Regions from separate parts of the Homo sapiens genome. Here region 1 is linked to region 2. Evidence: chromatin contacts called from ENCODE Hi-C or POLR2A ChIA-PET data. All regions are on one chromosome and are shown on one strand. The core of a region is the stretch at or near the end of the contact, and the rest is flanking DNA. Distances in the headings are between cores, read along the strand shown.

What was found. A loop is a pair of places that touch in the nucleus more often than their neighbours do. ChIA-PET counts read pairs that join two places held with the same protein, here RNA polymerase II (POLR2A). Pooled maps may share reads with other maps.
Region 1: a loop to region 2 is called in a pooled map, with 2.3 times the contacts of the local background. The contact joins two enhancer-like sites. A Hi-C loop is called at or near these places in 15 of 168 maps with a recorded cell type or tissue (CD8-positive, alpha-beta T cell, GM12878, IMR-90 and 12 more), 4 of 37 single-sample maps with no recorded cell type and 11 of 50 pooled maps. POLR2A ChIA-PET finds 5 or more read pairs at or near these places in 6 of 52 experiments (AG04450, K562, MCF 10A and 3 more).

The regions. Positions count from the first base shown.
Region 1 is chr10:50,602,383-50,608,886 of GRCh38, forward strand. The region is part of intron 1 of SGMS1 (sphingomyelin synthase 1); the gene reads right to left. Among named protein-coding and RNA genes, the nearest start is that of SGMS1, 18 kb to the right of the region's middle. Within about 2 kb of position 3,161, at least 19 of the 41 ENCODE cell types and tissues checked have a DNase peak (open chromatin) inside an H3K27ac peak, as active enhancers do.
Region 2 is chr10:50,535,111-50,541,831 of GRCh38, forward strand. All of the region lies in intron 2 of SGMS1 (sphingomyelin synthase 1), which reads right to left. Among named protein-coding and RNA genes, the nearest start is that of SGMS1, 85 kb to the right of the region's middle. RefSeq lists a silencer at 3,439-3,733 and an enhancer at 3,726-3,935. Within about 2 kb of position 4,106, at least 5 of the 41 ENCODE cell types and tissues checked have a DNase peak (open chromatin) inside an H3K27ac peak, as active enhancers do.

The sequences.
Region 1 (6,504 bases), core at 1,911-4,410, 66 kb after region 2:
TCAGGGTAGTCCTTATTTAACTCAGTCCTTATTTAACTAACACTTGTGTCACTGGCTGAACCAAGCATGATACTTCTCCCTGTTCAATATCTTTTTGTGTGTTATATCAGGGGAAGAAGGGAGAAGAAGGCTACTGGAGAAGATGCACAGTGTTTATTTGGAGCCTGCCTACTAAACACTTATCAGGCACTCTCCTAGGCATGAGAGGGCAATGACTGAGACAGCAAGGTCCCTGAACTTACACTGAAAATGTGATGTTTATTTTTCTAAATAAATAAATATGCACACATACATAAAGCAAACACATCAAAAAGTTAACATTTGATAAAACTGGAAGCTGGATATATATGCATTTATTGTATTATTCTCAGTAGGTTCCTGAACATTTAAAATATTTTAACAATAAAAAAATTTGTAATGAGAAGAAAATAAACATAAAGCCTCTACTCTCTGTGGAAAGAACTGCTTTGTCAGACTAACTTATTTCCAAAGTGCCAGGATAGAGAAAATTTTACAGTGATCTATTTTGTTTTTAACATCATGCTCCACAGCAGACAAAACAATCAGGAGAAAAGGTGAAAATGAACGAGTTTAGACAATGGAATTCAATTCAGCAACACAATGAGGTTCTCAGCCAGTCTAGGCTGTCTTCATTTCCAACTCCTTATCCTCTGCAATGTTAAATGATAAAATAAAATACCAGAAAAACATAACCACATTCTAAAACCTTTTGCCTCTGAAGAGGAAGCCCTAATAATAACCACTACCATTTTATTCTACATCTACAGTGTGCTGGGGTCTTACAAACATGATCCCCTAATAAACCTGTAGGATGAGCTTTTTACAGATGAGGAAGTTAAGATTCAAACAACTTAAGTAATTTCCTCAACATCCATTGGTTCCATTGCTGGTGAGAGGCCGGAGCCCAGGCTGCGCACCACCAGGGCTGAACCGTGGGTAACAGAGCTAGCTTCCAAATCTCTCTCTGCCGAGAGTCAAACACCTTGGTTTTGTTTTCATTTAACCATGATGCACACCTCTCACTATCTGATACTCCTTCTCTTACTTATCGTAAACTTCTGGGCTCCCACAAAGGAGTGGATCTTACACAGAGAAAGCAGTCTCTAGTAGTAAATTCAGTAAATTTAAAAAACACACACACACAAAATCCAAGAAATCACAGTCTTGAGATACAGTATCAAAAACCGTACCTCCAAATGGTAACTCAAGGCAACAAAAAAATTGAGGGGTAAAAAACTAAATTGCACAACACACTGCAGTCATCAAAGAAACACTGCATGATTGTTTTAAATTGAACAGCCTTAACCTCTGAAGGGACCTTAATGTTGTAGTCAGCAACAAACCTGTGAAAAGAAAAAGAATTGGTAAAATCACTTTCTAATGTTATGTATCTTTAAACACTTGTGACTGTGAAGAGTGTACAAAATTTATCTTCCACATGTAGACAGAGGGGCAGGACAAGCTAGAGCATACATAAACAGGTTAAGATTTTATTATTTACTAAATTTTCAAAAATGTAGAATAACATTAAACTTGAAATACATGCCATTGTTTATTCTAGTAGGAGTTACATTAACCATTCTGGAAACAAAATATAGATCAGAAAATGAGAAAAGTCAGATTTAATCTAAACGTCAACATTTCTGACCCCTAGAGTTTATTCCTAAAATAGGGGCCTCAGTGCAAAAACGGCACTGTACACTTTGCTTTTCTATCACTTCCTCCTGCACAGTCTAAGCTCTGATGACAGCTCTCAGACAGTAAGGAAACTGCTGAGTCAAAACCACATAATCAGAGCCCTCCACCAGCTGGACCCTCATAAACCTGACACCCCACCCAAAAGAAAGCAAACTGGTCCCCCACATGAGCCTGCACGTAACAGGCTGCTCACCACCAGGGCTGAACCGTCGGTGAAATTTACATGTGCAACCCAAGCAGAGGTTCCAGGGACGGTGTCTAAAGAAGAACTATTAGGAAGATAAGAGAACCAGAACTGTAGAGAGCCACCAAAAATGCACAACATATAACAGACTCCAACAGCAAACAGGCAATTATTTGCCTAGACGTCTGATACAGTGCCAGGTTAGCTCACTGCACTTGAAATTTTAACGGCACAAAAGAACCGCAATTATCTTTTTTCCCAGAGACACATTTCTTTGATTACATCTTGCATGCTGAAATAAAAAATTTATTCAAACAGTTTCAAGGTTATTCTTTGGAATGGAGTATTTGACTGATTGCCAAATGTATAAATTATATGACTAAGTATTAAACATGTGTGTTTACTTTGTTCCAGAGGTCACCTATTTAAATCAAGGACTTAAAAAGTCCTCGATTGATCAACTCCACAAAAAAGAAGAAAGATTATTTATCCCTATAAATCTACACATACACCCATCAGTAAAAAGACCAAGACAGACTCCAAAAAAATGACTAAAAAGATCATACAAGAAATATAAATATAACACAATACACAATGCTGTCAGTAAACTCACCGATAAGCCTCCATCTTCAGATAGATCATGTGCCTTTAGAAAATGTGAGCAATGTAAACAAACAGATTTGACTGGCATTGTTTAAAACCACCAGTTAGTCACATTTGATTTTTATCAGGCCTATAACGGTACAAAACATTTCACTTCTGTTACTACAAAGCTGGAAGCTAATTTCAATTTCCTACATCTCCACAAAAAAGCACCTACAGACATGTCACTGCAAGATGCCCAGGCACCACAAAACCCCGGACCACTGCATGGAGTCAGTGGGGAGCATACTGCTCTATATTCTCCATTGGGCCTCCCCTACCACCCAGATTTGGGAAAAAATACAAATTAAAATCAAGGGAGCTTGCTGTGCAAACACAGCCTGTAGCTCAGAACCTCAGCCCCACTTCCAAACAGAATGTCATCCATAAACAGAAATTCCAGAGCTGCCACAGTGAGACAGGCTCACAGAGAAGCATACCACTGAAATAAATCATATCTGCATATCCAGTGAGCATTTAACCAGCTCAGAGTGAACTAAGGAACCAAACACTACTGCCAGATTTTCCCTCCTAAGGTACTGACAAGTAAGAGCTATCAGAGCAAAAGATATGAAAACACCGGCTGTTTTCCAACAACCCTGACAGGACTTGCTCAAGGTTGCTGCCAAGTTTGCTGGTGAGACTGCTCTGAAGTATTGTGAAACCACACTCTTGACCTCAGGCAGTACTAATACCTTCAACTAAACACTGTTCAAAGTGGTGGGTGTGTTTATAACTGTAAAGGCAGAATTTCCTTGACCACACAGTGATAAGGCACCCTCTAATAAAACTGATCACAAGAAGGCACATATTTTTATTTTCCTTTTTATTTATACAAATGTATGGGGTACATCTGCAATTTTGTTACATGCATAGATTGCATAGTGGTCAGGTCAGGGCTTTTAGGGTATCCATCCCTCAAATAATATACATCATACTCATTAACCAATTTCTCCTCATCCTCCCCACTTCAACCCCTTCACCCTTCTGAGTCTCCATTATCTATTGTTCCACTCTCTACATTCATGACAAGGAACATATTTTAAGAGACACCTTATTTTCTTTTAAAAAGAGTCTCTTGAAAGATGTTTGTCTTGAACAAATATTTGTACACCTGTGTTCACAGCAGCACTAACCACAACAGCAAAAGATAGAAGTAACCCAAGTGTCCAATGACAGATGAATGGATAAACAAAATGTGGTATATCCATACCATGGAATATTAAAAAGGAAGGAAATTCTGACACATGCTACAATATGCGTGAACTCTGAAAACATTATGCTAAGTAAATCAAGCCAAATACTAAATAGTTCCACTTATATGAGGTACATAGTCAAATTCGCATATACAGAAAGTAGAACAGTGGTTTTCCAGGGGCTAGGGGTAAGAAACAATGGGAATGATTGTTTCATGGGCATAGAGTTTCAGCTTGGGATGAGGAAGTCATTCTGGAGATGGATGGTGGAGATGGTTGCACAACAATTTGAAGGTACTTAATGCCACTGAACTGTATACTTAAAAATTGTTAAAATGGTACATTTTGTGTATGTGTATTTTACTATAATCAAAAAAGATGTTTGTACTTGTTTAAAGTATAGATTTGGAATAGTAGAAATATTTTAAAACTATAAAAATACAACATATATTTCTATGCATATTTAAGAATCTACCAAAGTTGTCTTCAGCTTCCACACTTGGCGAAAATCTGACCTTCAGTCTCAGTCTGGAAAGCTAAAGAGCAGGATGCATTCTTCAAATGTCACTTCTGGCATCCTTGAACTGATGTATGATCAATGATTGCATCACCGTGTAAGTAAACATCACAACAGCATGACGTCAGTGATATGAACAAGGCATTATATTTGAATATCTGCTGTTAGTATCCAAAGACTCATTTTCAAATGTCGGTGAACATTCCAGATGTATCCTAGAATCTCCTGCATCCATCAGCAAACTATATGACACTCAAGATTTTGTCACGTACTTACCAAAGATGTTCAAAGATGGAATGTCTGGTTATTATATAACAAAGCTCAGCTCTAGCATTGTACTTTTTTTTTTTTTTTTTGAAACAAGGTCTCACTCCATCACCCAGGCTGAAGTGCAGTGCCATAATCACAGCTCGCTGCAGTCTCAACTTCTTGGGCTTAGGTGATCCTCCCACCTCAGCCTCCCAAGTAGCTGGGACTACAGATGCACACCACCACACCCAGGTAATTTTTTTTTTTTTTTTTGGTAGAGATATGGTTCTGCTATCTTGTCAAGGCTGGTCTCAAACTCCTGGGCTCAAACGATCCACCCACCTCGGCCTCCCAAAGTGCTAGGATTACATGTATGAGCCACTGTACCTGGCCTAGCATTGTACTTTGTGTATAACAGCATTGACATGGCAAGTCTACTAACAATATTAAAGAGCATGCTTACTAACAGTCAATGGTTGCTTGCAGGGAAAGCAGTCAATTGTTGAAAACTGAGGGTACCTTGAGAGGGCAAACATTTGTCACATATTACCTCTGCAAAGATTCTTCTGTCATTCTTCTCCAGGGAAGATATTGAAATTAGTGTGCAGGCAGTGAAAGCTAAGATGCAGATGGAGATTCCAAAACAGCTCTGTTATCTTGAAAGCCAATTTCATTTCTCTACAGCCACACTTTTAGAGCCAAAGCTTAAGGATGCATTTTTCTCTCAACTGGTTGTGTGAAGCAGCAAGTGAGTACAAAAATATCAGGGAAAAATGTGTAGAAGGACAACAATTTCACTTCTGCTTCTGAGATTATCCAGATATATTCTCCTTCAAACAGTGCACAAAGCTGGGGTTAGGAAATACTAAAATGAAACCACATCATCATTGCCAAGAAAATCTTCAGGTCCAGGAGTCACAGAGAAGACAAGTCAGTTATATGACAAAAGATTAATAAGTTGGAAAGAAACTACCACTCATATTGTATTACATGGACAGAGCCAGCAAAAATAATAATATAAAAACAAACTAAACAAATAAGTAAAGGCCTTGCTCCTCCCTCCTCCAACTCAGATCAAAGTCAACATCCACCCAGTATCACAAACATTAACAGCACTGATCGTATATGCTAAGAAATCAAGTCCCTGTACCACAATGCCAAATTCTATTTTAATAACAAAACTGTAATAATGTTTATAAAATGTCAAACTTGTACTTGTATCCCAGAAGTCCATTCTAGGACAGCAAGATTTAGCTTTGGCAATACTATTCCTTTCAGCATTCCACCTTTCAGCATTTGATCAAAATGTGCATTTGGTGAACATCTAATATTTATAGAAAATAGATCAGAGAGATATACACCAAAATGATAACAGCAGTTATCTATGTGTAATAGGGTTATTACTATTATTTTAACTTATACATTTTCTAAATAAAGGAGGAAGAGCAAGAGGGGAAAGAGAAGGAAAAGGGTAAGAGAAGAGGAGGAAGAGAAATAAGAAAAAGAAAAGTTGTCCTTGAAAGAAAACCCATCTGGCTAAAAGGCTAGTGCAGAGCAGCCTTGGGCGGTCAGCACAGGCTGTACACCACAAGATTTCAGGGGACGCTACTCAGTGCCCACTCCTCAAACACTGTGCTGAAGCCACCCCACCCTTACACCTCAGCCTCCCACAGTGCTGGGAGAGAAAAGAGAGTTTCAAGGAAGATAGTATTATCATCGAAATTTAATCAGTGTGATATCTTTATTACTTAAAGCTTTTTAAAAAATCAGTAATTTCAAGTCAAAGATGTAGCCTAATAACAAGTACAGAGAAACACACCTGATATGACTATACAGGTGGCAAAATTGCCTGTGAAGGAGACATTCTTTTTGTAGACTTCCTATGAATACAATCACCCCTCAGTAACTCAGGAGATTGGTTCCAGGACCTCCAGGGACACCAAATTCCGTGGATGCTCAAGTCCATCATATAAGATGGCATGATATTTGCATATAAC
Region 2 (6,721 bases), core at 2,856-5,355:
AGTCCCAGCTACTCGGGAGCCTGAGGGAGGAGAATCACTTGAACCTGGGAGGGAGAGGTTGCAGTGAGCCAAGATCACACCACTGCACTCCAGCATGGTGAGAAAGTGAGAGTCCATCTCAAAACAACAACAACAACAACTATCATCTTAAAAAGTGTCTAGTCTTTTTAATTGTACCCTAGCTGTTCATATGAAGCATGCCTATGCACAGAATTTATTCTGAGAAATGCTGCTGCAAGTATTTCCTTAAAGCAAGCTTATTTTTTTTTTCTTTGAGATGGAGTCTCACTCTGTCACCAGGCTGGAGTGCAGTGGTGCAATCTCAGCTCACTGCAACCTCCGCCTCCCGGGTTCAAGCGATTCTCCTGCCTCAGCTTCTCAAGTAGCTGGGATTACAGGTACAGGTGCACCACCACACCTAGCTAATTTTTGTATTTTGAGTAGAGATGGGGTTTCACCATGTTGGCTAGGATGGTCTCGATCTCTTGACTTCGTGATCCACCCGCCTCGGCCTCCCAAAGTGCTGGGATTACAGGCATGAGCCACCACGCCAGGCCAAGCTTAAATTCTTAATGGGCTGATTCACAGATACCACTCTATGACCACAGGATCTAGGTGTTAAGATGGAAACTTGACTCTTCTGAACATCAGCTCTAGAGTCTGAGATGCTCTCACACCTCTGATTCAGCCACTTTTGGGGGAGAGGGGCCAAGCTTGGCCTTTATGGCTGCTACCCAACCCCACTCAGACATGAATGTATTACGTCTCAGTGGGAATTTCCTAGGCAGAGCTTCAAACTAGACAAATGTAGTTAGTATTACTGTATTAGATTTCATTTTTATACATTCTTCTTCTTTACTATATTGATATCCCTTCTTGCTTCACATCCTTCAGTTCTTCCCCCACACATATCCACTCCTTGTAATCAAAATCCTCATTTCCAGCTGGGCACAGTGCTCATGCCTGTAATCCTAACACTTTGGGAGGCTGAAGTCGAAAGATCTCTTGAGCCCAGGAGTTTGAGACCAGCCTGGGCAACACACCAAGACCCCATCTCTACCAAAAATCAAAAATTAGTCAAAAATGGTGGTGCACGCGTATAGTCTCAGCTACTCAGGAGAATGAGGTGGGAGGATCCCTTGAACCCAGGAGATCAAGGCTGCAGTGAGCTGTGATTGTGCCACTGCATAAACAGTCAAGACCCTGTCTCAAAAAAATGAACAAAGAAACAAACAAACAAACAAAAAAAACCCATTTCCTTTTGAGGAATAAACCTATCAGAAATATTTAGATTTAAAATGATAGAATATATAATTATTGAGATTTTAAATGATTAGAACTACCAGGAATATTTGGAGTAAAGGGTCAACAAGGCACCTGTTAATAATCATGTTTTTATTGCTGTATTAAACTGCTTAATTACAAAAATAATTCTACATGCTCACAGAAAACATTTTATGTACAGCACTAAAGCTCTAAGAGGAAAAACTACCTAGAATTTCACTTCTCAAAGATAATCCAAGTGAATATTTTGATTAATGCCCTTCCAGGTCTCTCCTCCATGTTTACAAAGTTTCCTTATTGAAATCTTAATCTGTTTATTATAGCATGTTTTTCATACATTTTGTCCCATGTCATACTTTTCTTCATACATGAAAAATATGAAAAACATGCTATAATCATTGTCATCATTAAAAACATGCTATAATCATTGTCAAGATTATGCAATAGTCTATCATATAGGTGAATTATATTTATTCAATCCCCTTTTGGACATCATCTGGGTTGCTTCCAATGTTCAGCATTTAGGCATCCTCAGAGTGAAATCTCTGAATACATCACTAATCATTTCCTTAGAAGTTACTCTTAGAAGTAGAGTAACAGAGAGACAAAGGGTTGACACATTGCTTCTTGTTTGGTCCCCAGGCCTTCCAGGGAAAACAGCCCACTGAGTCATCTTAGCATTTGCATTTCTCTCAAGCTCCTTTGGCTGAATTTTCCCAGTCTGCATCTCTAACATGTCTAACTGAATGACTGATACATATCAATGCATATCCCAGGACCCTCTACTGATCTTGTTTGATCCTTAGTTCAAACCTTTGTTTTTTCCACACAGTAGCTTTCTGATCAACGGACAAAGTAACCTTTTCTCCAGAAAGTTTGGAGTATGGAGCCTGTACCTCCAAATCTCAAACCCTCCTACTGCTAAGACTACTCACCTGGGATGGTGTCAGAGATAAAATGTTGGGGTACTCAGCCCTCTACCCCATTTCATGATGCTAACACTTAATTTACTTAGCATCATCCTGTTTCTTTTCTTTTTTTTCTTTATATATATATATAGATATATATATATTTTATTATACTTTAAGTTCTAGGGTACATGTGCACAACGTGCAGGTTTGTTACATATGTATACATGTGCCATGTTGGTGTGCTGCACCCATTAACTCGTCATTTACATTAGGTATATCTCTTAATGCTATCCCTCCCCGCCACCCCCTGCCCGCCCCCATTCCACAACAGGCCCCGGTGTGTGATGTTCCCCATCCTGTTTCTTTTTGTGAAACCAAGGTTTCAGTGGGACTACATGCTGGTAGTTTTTGAAATAGGAATGTTGCCTGAGTGGAACAGTAGCTGCTTAGGATTATTCCCTAGGTCATAGAGCTTGTCTACATTGTACCGTCAGGAAGAATGAGGTTACAAAGCAGAATTCAAGAAGAGTGACACCTTCACTGTGAGAGCACAAAAGCCATCCAAGAAGATGGCTTCAACCATTTGCTTATTTACCCTACAAGTAACTAAGCTCAAACTGCATCTATTAAGCCATATGAATCCCATTACATATTAAATGTTTGGTCAGTTCTCAAGAAGGCACTGCTACTCAGGAGGCTGGGGCAGGAGGCTTGCTTGAGCCCAGCTATTCAAAGTTACAGTGAGCTATGATTATGCCACGGCACTCCAGCCTGGGCAACAGAGTGAGATCCTGCTCTGGAAATACAGAGATTAAACAAATAATAATAAGGTGCTGGATAAGATGCAGATAAAACCAAAGAGCTTATCAGGGGTGGGTGGGTGGGCTCACACCTGTAATCCCAGCACTTTGGGAGGCCGAGGCAGGCAGATCATGAGCTCAGGAGATCGAGACCATCATGGCTAACATGGTGAAACCCCGTCTCTACTAAAAATACAAAAAAATTAGCCGGGCGTGGTGGTGGGTGCCTGTAGTCCCAGCTACTCAGGAGGCTGAGGCAGGACAATGGCATGAACCCGGGAGGCGGAGCTTGCAGTGAGCCAAGATCATGCCACTGTACTACAGCCTGGGCTACTGAGTGAGACTCCATCTCAAAAAAAAAAAAAAAAAAAAGAGATAGCTTATCAGGGGTGCCTTCAGCATTCTGGACAGGACAATCCTTCATTAAGTGGGACCCTCCCACTCCCAACTACTGAAAGGTATTTAGCATCCCACACCCTCAGGACATTAAATCCTGATATACACACCCCTCATCATCATGACCACTGAAAATGTTCCCACACATTTCAAAACACCAGAGGAGAGGGATGACACCATTCCCCACTGACAACTTCTGTGTCTACTTAGTGGGATGGAATTCACATTCAGGAAATGACAGAAAACAATACTGATCTGGAGGTGGAACTGTGAGATAAAAGCTGTAAGTATCATTAAGTGGTCAAAGGCGATCCAAAAGAGTAGAGCAAGTTTTGATAAGAACAGGAGATGGAGACTTGTAACCTTCCCCAGAATCCAGTCCAGGGTTAAAGTCTGCCATGAAATGCCTTCTCATCAACACCCTGGATTTCCCCTACTTAAGCTGATTACATGAACTAATACAAGGAAACCACCGAACTCGGTGAGCAGCACATCCTACACACTTGGCAATGCCAACTTTTAAAACACAGGTATTGTTCCTGTCCTCCTGCTCAGGGCAAGCGTTCTTGCCATGTGGGCATCCAGGGAGGGCAGAACAGTGACAGCCCTGGTGAGCATGAAGGGCACTGCTGGCCTTCCCCTGCCGGGCTTCTCCAGAGGACTCAACCATAGGCCCCACCCATTCACTGCTGGACTGAGGAGATCTGACCCCTGTCTAGTTCCTTCCCGCCTGTGTCAGCTGTGGTCAAAGGGCCATTGTTCCCGGAAGGCCAGTGTGTTTTAGCCATCTAGGAACAATGCCCCTTGTTGATCCTCTGTGCTCCAGTTGAATAAGGTCATAGACTGTTTTCAACCTTAGTCACAATCAATATCATCACCTTTTATTGTATAGTGTTGGCATTGATATGTTTTCTGATAACATCTATATGCTCAGGTGAGACTGAAAAGGTCGGTGAATGAGCCATCTTTTATGGATCCTGTTCGAAATTTATTAATGACACAGTATACACTAAGTATTATATGGGACCTGATTCTCAAACTTATGGAGCTTATTTAAAGTACAAAGTGATCACTTTAAAATGCAGTTTTCTGGGCCTCTCAAATTCTGATTCAGTAAGTTGTGGGGGCATGAACCTGCAAATTAACCATCCCCACATGTTTCTGATACAGGTGATCCATGGGTATGCTTTGTGAAACACTGCCACAGAATGATAGTAAACTGAATTTAAAATGAGCATCTTCTTCTTGATGTTTTATATTCTATCTCCTTGAAATGGATCTTTCACTAGCAAAATAAACATTAAGTAAAAGTCCAATGGAAACAAGAAATCAACTTAATTATGAAAGAAAATTAGAGTCCCTGCTGTAAGGCTCATATATAGACATGATAAGCCTATGCAACTGAAAGTTTAATTTATGTGTATATAAAATTTACATTTTAGTCTGCATAAGAGAGTGGCTAAACAGAAAATGATTATTTATGTCAAAGCATACTGAATGTAATTATACAACCTTATATTTGAATATGCTCTACTAATTTTTCAGTATTTCTTACTTAATCTTCATGAAAGAATTATCTTATCTTACAATCTGATGACCTGTATTAGACTGGCATGAAAATTAAGGCATGAAAAGTTTATGCAACATGTTTAAAGGTCAATACAAGGACCTAAACATCCAGAAGGTGATGACATTTTCTGCTAGATTAGAAATGTCAAATAGGTTTCATGCCACATGCCAATTCACACAGACCAGTAGAGTACTAAGAAAGCCAGCCCAGGGGAAGGATGTGGTGATAAATTAGTAATAAATAGACTGGCTCGTCTGGCAGGTAAAAAAAAATGGTGGCATCTGTGCCACACCTCATGCTAGATATGCCAACTCTCAGAGTATTTAGCAGCACTTAAAATACTCACAATTACCACTACTCTCATTCTTTCACTCAACAAATATGAATAAGCATCCACTATATGCCAGCCACTAGACATATACCAACAGACTGCTATCAAGGGGGTCAATGTCATGCAATAAGGTGGTTTCTAACCTAAGGCTTTCTCTGACAAAATGAGATTTAAGGGGGAACTAAAGAAATAATTAAAGTCAACAATTTGAAAAAAGAGAGAGGAAAGTGGAAGTGAATGCTATCTCAGAGAAACCAAAACTAAGCCACCATGACTGGATTGAAGAGGGGGAACACGGAGGGCTGGGGATTAGTGGGCAACTGCCAGGTCATGCGAGTCACTAAGGTTATGAAATTATGATTTCAACTTAAGATCATGGGAAGTCATGGAAAAGTTGAGTCCTGCAGGTTTGTTTGTTTTTTGTTTTGGCTTTTAGGGGAAGGAGGTGAATTACCAGATTTCCATTTCATAAAGAGGGTGGAAAAGAGTCACAGTGAGTATGAATAGCAACTGCAGTCACCCAGGTGACTGGACCAGGAGGGTGGATTTGAGATACTTTTTGGAGGCAGAATCAACAGAAACTTGGTTTGGGAAAGAATACAGGGGATGACAGCATGGAAGACCAAGATTCAGCTCTGATTGAAGTGCTTCAGATACATTCAATTAGAAACTCCACAAGGCAACAGGACCAACCAGCGTTGGAGACCTTGGGAAAGGACTTTTGAAAATGTGGGGGTTTCAGGCACAGAAAAAGGTAAGATCCAAACAAAACACTAATTCTTTATCTTCTATTTTCCGATTCTAGTTAAGTTTTATAATACTTATGCTGTTATACTCATGAAGACTTAATCCAGTAGAGATGTTACCATGTAAGTCTCTGGTTTTCTAAATTATAGCACTTACTGCAACTTTTTACCTCTCAAAGCAACTTAATTCAAGCAACCATAAAACTCCTATTGAAAATGTTTCTTAAGGAGTACTGTACATTACTGCCTTGTATGGTATACCAACATAATTTCATCTTTCATTGACTATCTAATACATCATGTGACTCAACATCTGTATGAGGGGCATTAATTTTACCATCCAGGCTCTGTCTTCATGATGACTCGAGCTCTTCCCTGAAGGCCCCCTTCCTGTGTGAATGGCAAACACCTAGCTCAGCTTGCCAGGTCATCTTGCCATACTCAAAGCCCACAGAGAGTGGTTGTTAAGCTGCCCCACTTGGAGACAAGACCAGGGATGGGGCCAAGATCCTCGAAAATGGAATAAAAATGCTGGCCCCTGGCTGAGCCACCCACTCTGGGAGATGTTTGGGAAGGAAAAGGGGTTGTTTTGAGTTTAATCAAGAGAACCAGGGTGGAGCCTCCAGAAGTTACAATTAGCACCAAATTGCAGGGTTCATGCACTTTTAAAAAAAGGATTTTTA